Linked DNA regions of Homo sapiens: region 1 is linked to region 2. A link is a contact called in ENCODE Hi-C data. All regions are on one chromosome and are shown on one strand. Each heading gives the region's core, a stretch centred on a gene start or an enhancer-like site at or near the end of the contact. The rest is flanking DNA. Distances are from core to core; before and after follow the strand shown. Region 1 holds the start of DNAJC10 (DnaJ heat shock protein family (Hsp40) member C10). Region 2 has its middle 210 kb from the start of EPCART.

Region 1 (2,962 bases), core at 141-2,640, 2.4 Mb after region 2:
CTTAAAGCATTTACCCTATTTGTCTAACATTCTCCTGTTCTTTCTCCAGTTTTGTATGCTTTGCATCCTCTCTCCAATAGCTGCCAGGATGATCTAAAATACAATCTCAGTCTCTTTTTTAAAAGCTTCCTCATCACCTAAGAGATAGAAATCTATGTCTTCATCTTGGTATAAAAACCTGTCTGTGATCTGGTCCCTGCTTCATCTTCCAGTTTTCTGTTTGTTTTTCAATTTACTTTAAGATTTTGTTACAGTGTGTAACAAAATGGTTACACACTGTGTCATAATGCTTAACATCATAGTCTCTGAAGCCAGGTTGCTTAGATGTGAATCCTAGCTCTCAAATATTTGCCTCAGTTTCCTCAAATGGGAAATAGATATAGGAGCCACTATCTTGTAAGATTATTTGGAGGACTAAATGAGTTACTACATGTGTGCTTAGACCAGTTCCTGAGACATATTAACTACTATTACATCAGGCTGCTTCTAATGTTTGCCTTTGTTCATTCTACTTCCTCTTCTTTCCTACCAAGTATTAGCTTAGCCATAGATCCTGTGTAGTTTTCCAAGTTTTTAGAAGCTGACACTTGATTTACTCCCCGAAACTGTTACCAATCACAACTTATTTCATGTTAGGGTTGATGTTATAAGCAGGTATCCTCTAGGCTCGGTTTTCTCTTTTAAATATAGAAAATGTAGTAAATATAACCACTTCAATTGTTATATTGCTGTGGGACAAAATGCAGTTCCTGTACCATAGCAGTAGGAGATCAAGGTAAGAGAGAACAACGATAACTCCCCAGTTTCTAGCTTGTATGACTCAGAATCCAGAAAATATTGTAGAAGTCTCAAATGCTTGTTGATACACACGCTTACACAAAATTGTAAATGTTTTAATTTCCTTCAAGTTTCCTACTGCCTCTTCAGTCCGCTAGCCTGATACTGCAATCAGTGTCGCTTCAGGCAACTTCTCCTTTCTCCGCCAAATTTCGCCTTTCGGTCTCACCCACCCATCACCCAGACAAATCCTCCAAAGCTCCGTCTTCCCTTTAAAAGACTCTCAGGGAACTCAACCCCAAAACCCACCCTCTGGGTTTCCCCGTCACCCTGGCAACGGAAGCAGGAAGAGGCGGGCTTCGCCATCCACCCTCCCCGCCCGCGGCAGGCGCCGGCCGCATTGGTGAGGGGGCGCGGGCTGCTTGGCCAGGGCAGTTCCCTCAGCTCCGGGTTGGAGCCGGAGCCGGAGCCGGATCCCGCGCACACCGCCACGTCAACCTAAACCTACACCGCCCTCTCCACCCCACCGCCGCAGCGCCCGCTGGGCCCGCAGCGGGTCTCCCCAGGCAGCGTCCTCCACGCCTTTCCCACAATGCTCCGCGCCAGGCCCCGCCCCGGCTCGCCGTGGAGACCGGCGCGTGAGGAACCTACCGGTACCGGCCGCGCGCTGGTAGTCGCCGGTGTGGCTGCACCTCACCAATCCCGTGCGCCGCGGCTGGGCCGTCGGAGAGTGCGTGTGCTTCTCTCCTGCACGCGGTGCTTGGGCTCGGCCAGGCGGGGTCCGCCGCCAGGGTTTGAGGATGGGGGAGTAGCTACAGGAAGCGACCCCGCGATGGCAAGGTGGGCATGGGCCCGGGGCTAGGGCTTTGCTGGAGCCGGTGGTGGCCTGGGCCCTCCGGTCAGGGAGGGGCGGAATGGCTGAGCGCCTGAACCTCCCTTCCTGTGCGCTCTTAAGACCTGGATATTGTGTTCTCGCTCCCCACCTTCCTCCTCCCTGTTATTCACACCACCCTTCCTCTGCCCAGCGATTCCCTCTCAGTTACTTACACTTTCTCCCTAAGTCCGACCTGAGACTTCAGACACCAGCAACACTTAACAGCCCTGTTCCCCCGTGTCTTCATCTTTACCCCTCTCCCCTCTCCCACTCTGCAGTGATGGCAATGCGAAAGCTTGCGCCTTGCATTTACCTGGCGCTTCCACCTGCCCGGTAGCTCGGGCCACGGGCAGTTCGGCCACACCCACGCTGAGAACAACCCCTGGGCGAGAAACATCTTATCCCAAAGTGTTGATTGAGACTATGCCCTCTCTTTTTCTGATGGTTGTTTTCTTGTTTGGATACTTGTTAATCTCTACATCATTATATTTTTCAAAGGTATATTTTTGTGGAATGAAAAGGAAGTATTAGAAATGAGCTGAAGACCATTCACAGGTAAAGAGAAAAATTTTTAAATATACATTTAGGATTAAATGAAAAACAGAAATGAGGTGCGAGGAGCGTTAGATTTTTCAAAGCATTACGATCTCTTTGGAACTAAAATATAGTGGTTGAAATGTGATATGATGAAGTAATGATTGTTTTTGCCCTGCAGAGAGTATGTCTAAATAACCGATTCCCTTCTCTTTTTGTGTTTTGTTTCTACTTACACCAAACATGAACTTTGCAATAAAATTACACTGGTAACTTACAATTGTTTTTCTACTATTTTTAAAAAATGGCCTCTACTTAAATTCAGTATAAGCACCTTCTGAGGAAACTCCGGGAAGAAGATCGACTGCTGTGTAGATTGTCTATTATAACAATATATTTCACTGTCATTTCTGGTAGGGTTATATGAGAAGTAAAAAACCCTATGTTTCCTTCTAGTCCCTCCCAAGGACATTTCCTACAAGTGAATTCTGCTGAAAATGAAAATTAGACAGCTTTAGGAGGTAAAGAAGTAGCTAAAAGGAAGAGGTATTACAGGCAACGCTATAACTGGGTAGAAAGAGGAAGCACCTGTAGCTCATTGCCACCTTTGTGTTCTGATGCTCGTCAGAGGTCTTTTCTCAGTGTATAAATTGCTGAGGGTGTGTGTGCAAGCTACTTACTACCACTCATGACCTTTTTTCTGCTATCTTCAGTGATTTCACAAATCTAGCTACATGGATGTAGAAAGAGTGAAAAATAGAACCTGGGGCATTCACA
Region 2 (3,334 bases), core at 480-2,979:
ATAAATGGTACTGGGAAAACTGGATATTGATATGCAGAAAAATGAAACTAGGCTCCTCTCTATTATCTTATACAAAAAAATCAAATGAAAATTGACTAAAGATAAATCTAAGACCTCAAACTATGAAAATACTATAAGAAAATACTGGGGAAAACCTCCAAGACATTGATCTGGACCAAACTTTCTTGAGTAATACCCAACAAGCACAGGCAACCAAAGCAAAAATGGACAAATGGGATCACATCAAGTGAAAAAGCTTCTGCACAGCAAAACAACCAACAAAGTGAAGAGACAATCCACAGAATGGAAGAAAATATGTGCAAACTACCCATTTGACAAGGAATTAATAACCAGAATATATAAAGAGCTCAAAAACCCTGTAGGAATAAATTCTAATAATCTAATGAAAAAATGCGCAAAAGACTTGCATAGACATTTCTCAAAAGAAGACAAACAAACGGCAAACAGGCATACTAAAAGGTGCTCAACACAGTTGATCATTGGAGAAATGTAAATCAAAACTACAATGAAATATCATCTCACCTGGGTCAAAATGGCTTTTACCTAAGAGTCAAGCAATAACAAATGCTGGTGAGGATGTAGAAGAAAAGGAATTCTGGTACACTGTTGGTAGGAATGTAAATTAGTACAGCAACTGTGGAGAACCTTCAGTGTGGAGGTTACTAAAAAACTAAATATAGAGCTACCATATGATTCAGTAATCCTACTACTGGGTATATACCCAAAAGAATGGAAATCAGCAGCACTTCCATGTTTGTTGCAGCACTGTTCACAATAGCCAAAATTTGAATGCAACCTAAGTGTCTATCAACAGATGAATGGATAAAGAAAATATGGTACTTATACACAATGGAGTACTATTTAGCCATAAAAATAATTAGATTCTGTTATTTGCAACAACACGAATGGAATTGGAGGTTATTATATTAAGTAAAATAAGCCAGTAACAGAAAGACAAACATCGCATGTTCTCACTTGTTTGTGGAATCTGAAAATCAGAACAATTGAACTTATAGAGAATGGAATGGTGGTTACCAGTGTCTGAGAAGGTAGTGGGTGACAGGTGGGGGGTGGAAATGGAGATGGTTAGTGAGTACCAAAAAATAATTAGAAAGAATGACTAAAACCTAGTATTTGATGAGAGTGCAGCAGGGTGACTATTGTGAATAATAATTTAATTATACATTTAAAAATAACTAGAAGTGTATAATTGGATTGTTTTAAACACAAAAGATAAATGCTTGAGGGTACAGAAACCCCATTTTACATTATGTGATTATTATGCATTGCATGTCCACTTCAAAACATCTTATTTACCCTATAAATATATAGACCATGTACCCAAAATTAAAGTAAAAAAAGAAAAGAAAAAATGCCAATCTATAATTCCATATTGTGCTAATCTATTATTTAAGAGGCAGAGGGAAATGCTATTATCAGACAAACAAAAACCACAATTTTCAGAAAGTTTGGTTGTAAAGAAAAGAGACAACTTTTATAGGAATAAGTGATGGATACAGAGTCCGAGAATCATGTTAAATTTGTAGAAACTTGAAAATGTCGATAGACCAAATGATGGGAAATGATAGAGGCAGTAACAGAAAGGCAAGAGAGGAGAAAGAAGAAGGGATGGGGAAAGAAGGTAAAGAGAGAGAGAGAGGAGATTATTGTTAGAAAAGCTTGAAAATCTATGAGGCAGGTGGAATCAAGATTTTGAGGAAGTGAGAATGGGTGCATGTATGAGAGAGTCAAAAGTGACATTGAAAAACAGAGAAAAAAGGAAGTGAACAGAAAGATGACTAAAAACCAGTAAAATAGTTGATAAGAGATACTGAGAGCTCAACGGATGTTTCAAAGCATAAATTTCCATCAGCAACACCGCTACCATTTCTATTTCTTAAATAAGGAAAAATTATATTTCTAAAATTACAACAGTTCCTGAATTTTATTTTATTTTGTCATTAGAGACAGGGTCTTGCCATGTTGCCTAGGCTGGTCTCGAACACCTCAGGGTGGGAGGATTACTTAATTCCAACTCCCAAGTAGTTGAAGTTACAGGTGCAAGCCACCATGTCAGCTCAGTTTCTGAATTTTAGAGCAAAAGCTAAATTATATCTTTAAGGGAGACTCTTTAGTGAGATTTATAGTTATGTAGTCCTACCCACAGCTTTTGAAATCTAAAATTAGTGATTCCAAAAACAGATGCGACTGTTAAATAATGTATTCAGTTACATAAAATATAATTTATTTCATAATGGGAAAATAGTTTAATATTAGTTTATTTTTATCTTTCTGTGGTAAGACCTAGAAACTGACTGGGAAGCTGGATCTTAAGAAAAAGCACAGAAATAAGGGAAACTCAAGTCGGTTGGTGGAGAGTAGTGGTACAAAGACTAGCATGTCAGGAATGAAGAAGACAGATGGGTCTTATGAAATTTTCTGTTTAAGGACATTATCAAGAGATACTTGGGATCTTTAGTTTTGTGGTACTGTTACCTGATATCTAGTTTTAAGATTTCCTTCCACTTAGTTTTAATCCCTACATCTTATTGTCTACATATGCCTGGGAGCCTAAAGAGGTGGGTGACCTATGTATAGGCATTGGAACCAAGGTGAATTCAAGTGAGCAGTAGCTTCACTGAGAAGCAACAGGATGGCCAGAGATGATGGGAGTTGGGGATTTCCCAGAAGCACTTATCTGAAGCAAGACATCTGACAAGGATGGCTATGAAGAGAAAATGGGCATCTTACAGTCACATAGAATTTGAACTTGAATTATGGCTGAGTTGGATACTAGAGAAAAAGATAGCCTTAGAGTATTAGATACTTTAGATCAGAGGTTTTAGAATTACTTTTCAAATTATCTCTCCATTTTCATTAAAACTGTAAACCTTCACATCCAGAAGACTTAGAATTCTTGGTGTACTTTTACTAGTACCATTTCATTGGTGTTTAGCAAACTGCCTTAGATTATGCTTAATTGTATTTTCCCAAATCCCTTTATCACTCTAAGCTATTTGATGGAAAGAAATATATTTTACTCACCTTTTGACCTCCTTCAATACCAATACCAACACTAATACTGATACTAATGCCAATACTAATACCAATACAAATACTAATAGGAGAGTTCAAATCTTAAATCATAGTCTACTTTTTACATTATATACTATTTCTCAATTGTTTATCTGAACTTCCAAAATTTTCTTCCACAATGTTTATGCCATGTGATCTCTAGGTATCTCTAGCTATCTCAACCACAGAAACCCTCACTTTCCTGAGCCTTAACCTTCATTATTGTTCTAATACTACC

What was found. Hi-C counts contacts between places; a loop is a spot of excess contacts on that map. Pooled maps may share reads with other maps.
Region 1: a loop to region 2 is called in a map with no recorded cell type, with 6 times the contacts of the local background. The contact joins the promoter of DNAJC10 here to the enhancer-like site in region 2. A Hi-C loop is called at or near these places in 2 of 37 single-sample maps with no recorded cell type and 2 of 50 pooled maps.

Annotation. Positions count from the first base shown.
Region 1 is chr2:182,714,867-182,717,828 of GRCh38, forward strand. It overlaps DNAJC10 (DnaJ heat shock protein family (Hsp40) member C10), which reads left to right and starts at 1,391. Exons shown (of 24, transcript NM_018981.4): 1 at 1,391-1,617; 2 at 2,150-2,206. It also overlaps a transcript of PDE1A not described here. RefSeq lists enhancers at 874-1,023, 1,044-1,113, 1,458-2,062 and a silencer at 1,624-1,783.
Region 2 is chr2:180,332,947-180,336,280 of GRCh38, forward strand. No RefSeq gene overlaps it. Among named protein-coding and RNA genes, the nearest start is that of EPCART, 210 kb to the left of the region's middle. Within about 2 kb of position 1,730, at least 2 of the 41 ENCODE cell types and tissues checked have a DNase peak (open chromatin) inside an H3K27ac peak, as active enhancers do.